Linked DNA regions of Homo sapiens: region 1 is linked to region 2. Evidence: read pairs that join two places in POLR2A ChIA-PET (ENCODE). Cell type or tissue: Panc1. All regions are shown on one strand. Links, peaks and the distances in the headings refer to the core of each region. The heading gives the core; the rest is flanking DNA.

Evidence for each region. ChIA-PET counts read pairs that join two places held together with the same protein. Peaks named below come from ENCODE experiments on the same cell type or tissue, not always from the same donor. Only the 100,000 strongest peaks of a DNase experiment are listed, where the experiment ranks them.
Region 1: POLR2A ChIA-PET joins it to region 2 with 16 read pairs; 11 of 35 experiments call an interaction of 5 or more read pairs at or near these places.

What each region holds. Positions count from the first base shown.
Region 1 is chr10:69,323,845-69,327,470 of GRCh38, forward strand. All of the region lies in intron 1 of HK1 (hexokinase 1), which reads left to right. Among named protein-coding and RNA genes, the nearest start is that of HK1, 6.8 kb to the left of the region's middle. RefSeq lists an enhancer at 1,961-2,569. In Panc1, for the core only: no CTCF peak of the experiment used is centred there; a DNase peak (open chromatin) is centred at 2,445; H3K4me3 peaks cover 799 bases; H3K27ac peaks cover 1,840 bases.
Region 2 is chr10:69,415,850-69,421,830 of GRCh38, forward strand. It overlaps TACR2 (tachykinin receptor 2), which reads right to left and starts at 1,069. Exons shown (of 5, transcript NM_001057.3): 1 at 83-1,069. The coding sequence starts at 474. RefSeq lists enhancers at 839-1,573, 2,324-2,618. In Panc1, for the core only: no CTCF peak of the experiment used is centred there; no DNase peak of the experiment used is centred there.

The sequences.
Region 1 (3,626 bases), core at 1,127-3,626, 91 kb before region 2:
ACTGATTTGGCATGACTGGGACTGTCTGTGTGTGTCTGCAGTCAGGGATTCCTGGCAGACAGATTTAGCCACTGGAATCACCTCTGAGCATGCCTGAGAAGGTCCAGGGAAGACATGGATAAAGACAGGGAGCTGTATACCTCTGCATCCAGGAATCAGTTGTGGTCAGACTGCTGGCACCTGCTTATGGATTTGTTTTTATTTTTTTATAGAGACAGGGTCTCACCATATTGCCCAGGCTGGTCTTGAACTCCTGGGCTCAGGCAGTCCTCCCGCCTTGGCCTCCCTAAGTATGCTTATTGATTTGAAAACCCTGAAGATCAAATCTGATCACAGGAGCTCAATCATTTCTTTAAAAAATGTTTGATTTTTTTATTATGTGCAGAGGACTGTGCTAGGCTGGGGTGACAACTATAAACAAGGCAGAAACGGTCCCAGTTCTCATGGAGCATAAAATATTTGCTGGCCGGGCGTGGTGGCTCATGCCTATAATCCCAGCACTTTGGGAGGCCAAGGCAGGCTGATCATTTGAGGTCAGGAGGTCGAGACCAGCCTGACCAACATGGTGAAACCCCGTCTCTACTAAAAATACAAAAAAGGTGCCAGATGTGGTGGCTCATGCCTGTAGTCCCAGCTTCTCGGGAGGCTGAGGCAGAAGAATCACTTGAACCTGGGAGGCGGAGGTTGCAGTGAGCTGACACTCCAGTCTGGGTGACAGAACGAGACTCCATCTAAACAAAAATAATAATTAAAAAAAAATGAAGTATTTGCTGTGTTATATGTGCAAAGCATATGGGCTATGAGGGCCCACAGCATGGTGTGGTCATACCTTGGGTGGGAAATCCCTAGGCTAGGAACTGCTTACAGCTAGGCTGCAGATGTTAGCTCCTTAAGTGCTTCAGGAAGCTGCTCCCATCCCCAGTTCTGGGGATGTGTTAGTCTGTTTGGAGTAGCAGGACAGGTGCCCACTGCCTTCTGGCCTAATAAACCTTAACAACGGGATCTTTTGCAACCACTTAATATACACTGGGTTGTGTTCATTGTATTTGATCTTAAAGAAAAATAGGTAAAAATTTTACAGTTTGATTGGTCTTGATTTCTGGAAATAACATTGACTTCTGGTAAACAGTACACATCAGGGATATTATACTTAGAAACTTTGTAAGGTGGAGTCAAAATTAATTGTCACAAAAATGTGTATTTTTTTTTTTTTTTTTTTTTTTTGAGATGGAGTCTTCGCTCTGTTGCCCAGGCTGGAGTGCAGTGGCACGATCTCAGCTCACTGCAAGCTCCGCCTCCTGGGTTCTCGCCATTCTCCTGCCTCAGCCTCCTGAGTAGCTGGGACTACAGGCGCCTGCCACCACTCCCGTCTAATTTTTTGTATTTTTAGGAGAGACGGGGTTTCACTGTATTAGCCAGGATGGTCTCGATCTCCTGATCTTGTGATCCGCCTGCCTCGACCTCCCAAAGTGCTGGGATTACAGGTGTGAGCCACCACACCCGGCCATGTATTTTCTTATTCTTTTTTTTTGAGATGGAGTTCTGCTCTGTTGCCCAGGCTGGAATGCAGTGATGTGATCTCGGCTCATTGCAACCTCTGTCTCCTGGGTTCAAGCGATTCTCCTGCCTCAGCCTCCTGAGTAGCTGGGATTACAGGCACCAGCCAATGCTCCTGGCCTGCATTTTTTTTTTTTTTTTTGAGATGGGGTCTCACTCTGTATCCTGGGTTGGAGTGCAGTGGTGTGATCTCAGCTCACTGAAACCTCCATCTCGCGGGTTCAAGTGATACTTCTGCCTCAGTGCCCCCCCCTGCCCCCCAGTAGCTGGGATTACAGTCGCCTGCCACCATGCCCGGCTAATTTTTGTATTTTAAATAGAGACTGGGTTTCACCATGTTGGCCAGGCTGGTTTCAAACTCCTGACCGCAAGTGATCTGCCCGCCTTGGCCTCCCGAAATGCTGGGATTACGGGTGCCAGCTACTGCCTCTGGACTGCATTTTTTTTTTTTGAGACAGAGTCTTACTCTGTCGCCTGGGTTGTAGTACAGTAGCACGATCTCACCTCCCTGCAACCTCTGCCTGCCAGGTTCAAGCGATTCTTCTGCCTCAGCCTCCCTAGTAGCTGGGATTACAGGTGCCTGCCACTACACCCAGCTAATTTTTTGTATTTTTTGTAGAGACGGGGTTTCACCGTGTTGGCCAGGCTGGTCTTGAATTCCTGACCTCGTGATTCACCCGCCTCGGCCTCCCAAAGTGTTGGGATTACAGACGTGAGCCACCGCGCCTGGCCGCTTTTTTTTTTTTTAATGGCTTTTTGTCTCTGGGCATCCTGGAACACTTCGTGAGTGTCATGTCGGGTATGAATTATATATATATGTAATTGAGATTACACTATAAATGTTTCTGCACACAACTATACTAACATATGTGTAGGTGTGTGTATGCTTTCATATGCTCTTTCAAAAGCCTCAGCGAGGTTGTCAGTACAGGAAGTATTATTCCCGGGCTTCCCAGCACGGCTCCCTCCCCAGGGCATCCTGCTGCCTGCCTTGTGTGTTGCAGACAGAAGGCAAGCAATTTATTCCCCATTTAGAAACAGAGACTGAAGGCCCATCCAGAGGAGATAAAACATTTTTCTAAGGTCGAAAGAAAATCAGGAATAGGATTCAGAGGGCTCTTCTTGCTTCCTCTGTTTCCTTCTTTTAGGAGAAAAACCTGTCCTTGTTGATTTTAATGTTTTACCTTGGAACCTGTATTTTAATACTGTCCCCTCACAAATCAATACATTTGAGTTAATTTTTTATTATGAAATATTTGAGGCACATAAAAGAAGATTGAGGTTCACATAAACACCTCTGAGTCTGCTACTCAGCTTGAGAAGTTATAGACACAATTACAATTACATTACAGACACAGTTGAAGCCCTTTCTATGCCATCTCTGAGATAGTTTGCTGCTTCTCCCTTCGGAGGTGACCTCTGTCCTGAATTTGGTGTTTATCTTTTCATGCATGTTTTTACGCTTTTATTACATATGCATATGTCTATAAACAGTATATGGTATTGCTTTATAGATATATGGTTTTGATCTTTTGTAAATGGTGCTATACTGACTATGTGTTTAAGCAATATATGGTATTGCTTTGTGTGGTTTTAAACTTTTTTTTTTTTTTTTTTTTTTGAGATGGAATCTCATTTTGTTGCCCAGGCTGGAGTGCAGTGGCACGGTCTCAGCTCACAGCAACCTCTGCCTCCTGGGTTCAAGCAATCCTCCTGCCTCAGCCTCCTGAGTAGCTGAGATCATACCTGGCTAATTTTTTTGTATTTTTAGTAGAGACGGGGTTTCACCATGTTGGTCAGGCTGGTCTCAAAATCCTGACCTCAAGTGATCCACCTGCCTAGGCCTCTTTCCAAAGTTCTGGGATTATAGGCCTGAGCCCCCACACTCAGCCAGTTTTAAACTCTTATAAATGGTGCTATACTGTATGTATCCTTCCGCCATTTACTTTCTTTTAGCTCAACATTGTATTTTTGAGATTTTAAAAATGTTGATCTACGTAACTGTTTCATTAAACTGCTCTGGTTTCTTACAGAGTATAAAAGCTCCCTAGTTAATTCATCTATTCTGC
Region 2 (5,981 bases), core at 1-2,500:
TAATCACAGGCATGTCACCACCCTTATCTGAGCCCCGGCTCAGTGGGGAGGCTCCCCCCAGCTTCCCCAAGGACCCTCTTGCCTGTCGGCAGCAATGGCGGTCATGGAGTAGATGCTGACAAACATGGCTGTGATGGGGAAGAGGTTCTGGAAGTAGCAGAAGGCACGGCCAAAGTACCAGATGTTGTGGCTGGCATAGACAAAGTTGAAGGCGGCATTGAAGGCAGCCATGCAGAGGTCAGCCAGCGCCAGATTGACGATGAAGTAGTTGGTGACTGTGCGCATCCTCCGATGGGCCAGGATGATCCAGATGACGATGGCATTACCCGTCACGGCCACCAGCACCAGGGCCAGGTAGGCTGTGGCCCACAGTGCCAGTTGCCAGCTGGGCATGGAGAAGGCTGTGATGCCCGTGGTGTTGCTCTCAGGGCCAGATGAGATATTGGCTTCAGTCACAATGTCACAGGTCCCCATGGCTGCTTCTGGGTCTGGAACAAAGGACCTGGCTCCTCGGCTCCTCTCGGATTTGCTATGAAAGAGAACTCCCCTTCAGAGCATGGGAATATGGGGGCAGGGAGAGGAGCAGATGCCAAGCGTGGTGGCACATCAGGAGAGCCTGGGGCCACTCCTAGGTCTCAGGCAAAGATGAGCTGGGCTGAGCACAAAGCCCAGTCCAGAACCATTGTCATTTCAGATTCCATCCTTCCGGCCAGACTTCTCGAATATCATGTGGAAACACAGAATTCAAATCACAGTGTCAGAGCAGAAAACACCCTTATAAATCAACCCCTTCGCTGAAGAGATGGAAGACAGAGATTCCAAGAGGGGACGGGACCAGCCCAGGTCACTCAGGAAGTTGGTGACAAGTTAGGACTCGAACCCAGGTTTCTCGTCACGTAATTCAGGAAACCTTCCAGATCAGAGGAATGCACAGCGGGAGTCTCTGGAGTCCACAGGTCAATGGCGCAGCAGCCTCTCTCCAGGCTTTGGGCTGCAAGCCGGGCTGGGTGCTGGGTGCTCAGGGCTCTGCCAGCTGCCAGCCCTCGCTGCAGCTTCCCTGCCGTTCTCTGGGGCAGGGCCAGTGGGGGCCTTGGCAGAGGTGCTGCCTGCTCACGAGGGGGGGCTTTGGCTCCCGCCCCTGGTCCCACCCCCTGCTTGGCCTTGTCTCTTGAAAGATTTAGGACTGGCTGCAGAGGCAGGGAGAGACTTGGGGGAGATGGGGCTGGTACAGAGGGCCCAGCTCTCGGCGGATGTTGACTTTCAGCCCAGGACAGGAGCTACGTCTGAAGAGTGATTCTGAATACAGAAGGAGTTCGAGCCTGGTTTGGTGACTCCAGGCAAGTCTCTTAACCTTTCTGAGCTCTGTCTACCCCATCTGAAAAATATAGAAAAATGGTGTGCATCTTACAGTACATTTGTGAATTTTAAATGGAGATAATGTGCACAAAGTCTACTTAGCACAGGGGTTGGTACATAAAAACTATGATTGGAGTTTCTGGCCCGAAGGGAGGACCCCACAGCTCTGGGCGCTCTAGGAGGAGAAGCCAGAACCCGGAGCGTTTCCAGCGAGTTCCCAGGTGATACTGATGCTGCTGGAGCCAGCACTTCACTTTGAGAACCACTGTCTTAGGACAAAGTCAGGGCTCTTCCGGGAACCACAGCAAAGCTGGAGTTTTAACTCCTGAGAAGCTGCTCTAGGTTTGCCCCAAGATCCCTGCTCCTGGTCATTGACTGTGTGCACGTGTGTGAAGCAGTGAAGATGTTTCTGAGCAACTGTATGTGCGGCTGACGTGTTAAGCTCACACACACGCATGAACCTGTGCACACCTGTGGTGTGTGGACCATGAAGGCAGGGCAGGATTAGCGGGAGTCGGGGGGGCATGTTCTTCATTAAAGCAGAGGAGGCTTCTCATTCACCAGCAACCCACGGCACAGCAGCCTCTGTGCTCCCAGGGCTCTGCCTTGCACCGCCTGGGTTTCTCGTGGCTGGGCCTCGGCCCCCACACTCCCAGTCCATTTTCTGCTTCTCCCTGTGTGTCACTTTCCTGACACCCAGCCCTTGTCTCCCGGGGTGAGCTGAGAAAGACCTTTAAAGGTCTCTAGTGCTGAAAAGATTATGCCACCCATGGAATCCAATATAAAAACAACACTAAACCATAAGTCATGAAACTTAAACATGCTGAAATTGAAAGAGCTTCTTTATGGATTTTTCTGATTATGAACTTCTGGGTAAGTTCATCGACAATCAACACTGAAATTGTATCTATTGTTTGGTCTCCCTGCTGTGCAGATGTGAGGAGCATGTGCTGGGTCGAATGGGAACCCCATCCTTGCCCTTGGGGAGGGAGTGCTTCCTGGGCCCCTACTCCTCCCGTGGGTGTGTGCCTGTGTGCCTGTTTCCTCTCTGGAGTGGCCTGTTTGGACTTTGGACCCTAGCAGAAGGGTCTCTGCCTTTGATCTCTGTTGGTGGCGGCAACAGTAGCAGTACTTTAGGGTTTGCTTCTGTCTCATGCCCATCTGGCCAGGGTCCTAAAGAGCAGAATGTGTAGAAATAAGAATGGAAGCCCAAGACAGCCTGCTCTTTTTGCTGTCCTCCTGCTCCCAGGCAGTGGGAATTTGTTGAGCTTCAGGTGCAAACCCAGTGCAGGGCTGGGATGCCTGAGCGCCTGTCACCAGTCACAGAAGCCCAGCAGAGTTCAAGTTCCTTCCTCCCCACAACATCCCGCCACCTCCACTGTTTATGTAAAGGGGATTATGTTTTGGAGCTTGTACATCTGAGTTTTTATTTTCCCCTTAAATTATCTGCTCTTGCAGCCTTCCAACTATGTGCTATGGTTTGAAGCCTCGTGAAAGGGGAAGATGCGGGCCACCCAGGATGAAGGGGTTCCTGATCAGCTTTGCTGCTTGGCACTGGCCTTCTGAGTCCATAGCTAGACAGCGATCCCGAAGGCCAGTCCTTATTTTATTTTATTATTTTAGATGGAGTCTCACAGTGTCGCCCAGGCTGGAGTGCAATGGCACGATCTTGGCTCACTGCAACCTCCGCCTCCTGGGTTCAAGCGATTCTCCTGCCTCAGCCTCCTAAGTAGCTGGGATTACAGGTGTATGCCACCACACCTGGCTAATTTTTGTATTTTTTTAGTAGACAGGGTTTCACCATGTTGGTCAGGGTGGTCTTGAACTCCTGACCTCAGGTGATCCACCTGCCTCAGCCTCCCAAAGTGCTGGGATTACAGGCATGAGCCACTGCGCCTGGAAGGCCAGTCCTTTTAAAGGAGAAAAAAAAATGCCGGGCACGGTGGCTCACACCTGTAATCGCACACCTGAGCTGATGGTGCCAGTTGCGTGCATCCAGGAAGCAGACCCTGCTGTGTAAGAAACACACCAGCTGTTTCTCAGGGAGCTACCACTGGGGTCAACACTTGGGGCAGCAGACAAGGCAGGAAGCAAGTGTGGCTGAAGCACGGCATCGTGCTGTGGTCCAGGCCTACAATAGCCTTGGTAACCCCATGGGTAATTGGAACTGGGATAGCTTCAGAGTTGCCCCGTGTGGGGCAAAGTTAACCAGGCCTTTATATTTCCACATTGGTCACTGGACGTGGGCCACCCCAAGAAATCATGTGATTGTTGTCAAGGCAGTTGAGGCGAGGCCTGCAGTCGGGGACGCTAAACATGGTGCTGGTACTATATGCCTGCCCGGCAGCTTGAAGGGGGCCTGGGAAGCGCAGGGCAACGTCCACACAGCTAGACAGCAGCCACTCCTTCAGACGGGCGTGCGCTGGCAACTGTGCCTTGCTGGTTGGTGTAATTGTGACCTCTGGGCTAGAGGCTTAAAGACCAGAGTTGGGAGAGGAATGATCTTCCAGGGAGTTTGAGGAAGAAAAGGTGGGAGAGCTGTGGTGTGTGAGAGAAGTGGGTGGGAGAGGAAAGGCGGCTCCAGAAAGCACTGTGGATGAGGCGTTGCTATCAGCGCCTGGGGGATGCTCTTGAGAGTGGCCTATCTCTGTTTGGGAGGCTGCTCTGGGCCCTAGCTTCAGAGGTCACAGACAGCATCGCGGGACACTAGCGCTGAGGGTCACCCTGTCACCAGGGCAATGCTGGGGGTGCCAGGAGGTGGCCGAAGTGAGAGGAGGACGTGGGGTTGGCAAAGGGTCAGCCCCTCTGCTGAAAGGCTCCAGTCCTGTGCCCGGTGGTGGGTCTGACCCTGAGCCGCTGCTCCAGTGATCATCCCAGAGACAGGAGGAAGGATCACATCTGTATTTGCGGGAGCTCCTGGTGGGGCCAAATGAGGACAAGAAGAAGAACACTTTTCATTCTGCTAGATGAATCTGGTTCCATGGACTGTCCTTCATTCCGAGACCATGCCCTTCCTGCTGTTTGAGTTCTTTCATGAAATAATGGGGATGGCGGATGGTAGTTGTTGACCTGGTTTTGCTTTTTCTTTAAAATTCCTTACTTGGTGGAATAAAAAGTCAGTGACCGGTATGGTTCCCTCAATAGGGTTTTTGTTGTTGTTGTTGTTGTTTTTGTTTTGTTTGTTTGTTTTTGAGACAGAGTCTCACTGTGTTGCCCAGGCTGGAGTGCAGTGGCACAATCTTGGCTCACTGTACCCTCCACCTCCCAGGTTCAAGCGATTCTCCTGCCTCAGCCTCCCGAGTAGCTGGGATTACAGGCGCCCACCCCCATGCCCAGCTAATTTTTATATTTTCAGTAGAGACGAGGTTTCACCATGTTGGCCAGGCTGGTCTTGAACTCCTGACTTCAGGTGATCTGCCTGCTTCAGTCTCCCAAAGTGGTGGGATTACAGGCGTAAGCCACCATGCCCGGCCCCCTCAATAGGTTTTTAATATTATATTGGCCCATGAAATTCAAAGACCCAGGAGCCCCTATCTATTTCCTCAATTAGAGAAGAGGAGTGAGGCTGGGTATGGTGGCTCACACCTGTAATCCCAGCACTTTGGGAGGCTGAGGTGGGTGGATCACCTGAAGTCAGGAGTTCGAGACCAGCCTGGCCAACATGGTGAAACCCTGTCTCTACTAAAAATACAAAAATTAGCCAGGTACAGTGGCAAGTGCCTGTAATCCCAGCTACTCGGGAGGCTGAGGCAGGAGAATCACTTGAATGCGGGAGGCGGAGGTTGCAGGGAGCTGAGATGCAGCCACTGCACTCCAGCCTGGGTGACAGATTGAGATTCCATCTCAAAAAAAAAAAAAGAGGTGCAGGAGCTCCCAAGAGGGGCAGGGCGAGGCCTGGTTTCATCACCAGTGAGGTGGGGCTCACGTCCCCTTGTCTTGCCTTTACTGTTCTGTCGGCCTCCACGTCCCGGAGGCCCATCGAAACCACTTCCTTGATCACCTCCTTGTCACACTGATGGCAGGCAAGGCTTCTCAGGTCTTGGATCGCGTCTTGTTTGTTTCCAGTGTCTAGGAGTGGCCAGAACGTTGTCAGTGTCCTATAAAGGTTGGTTGAATAAAAATGATGAATAAAATGTAAAATAATACTCCAGTGAGGGATGGGGAATCTTATGTGTACATTATTTATTTATTTATATCTATGTCTTTGTGATACAGATATGAAAGTTCTAAGTTAATGGTGGGATTTCAAGTGGGCAGGGCCGTATAATGCCTGGCACACTGGTACATGGTAGATGCTCAATAAACATCAAATGAATAAATGAATAACAAATGATGAGTAAAGTCTAAATTATCACCTTGTTAGGGGTGAATGGGTAGCATTTTTATTTTTACAGGCCCTAAAGCTTAAAGTAAGAGAATATTTCTCCATACGTCCTGCAGGGATTTTGTAGCAGGACATCAGAGTCTATAGCACTCCTGGATTTATTTCTCATAGATAGTCCCCTCTTAGTCTGTAAACCAGAGGGCCCCAGGCCGGCCCCTTTAGAAGGTGCGCTCTGTGCCCCCTGCCCCTTGGCCTGGGCATCAGTGGCCCAGAATTTGGGACTTCAGCTGGGAGAGGGAGA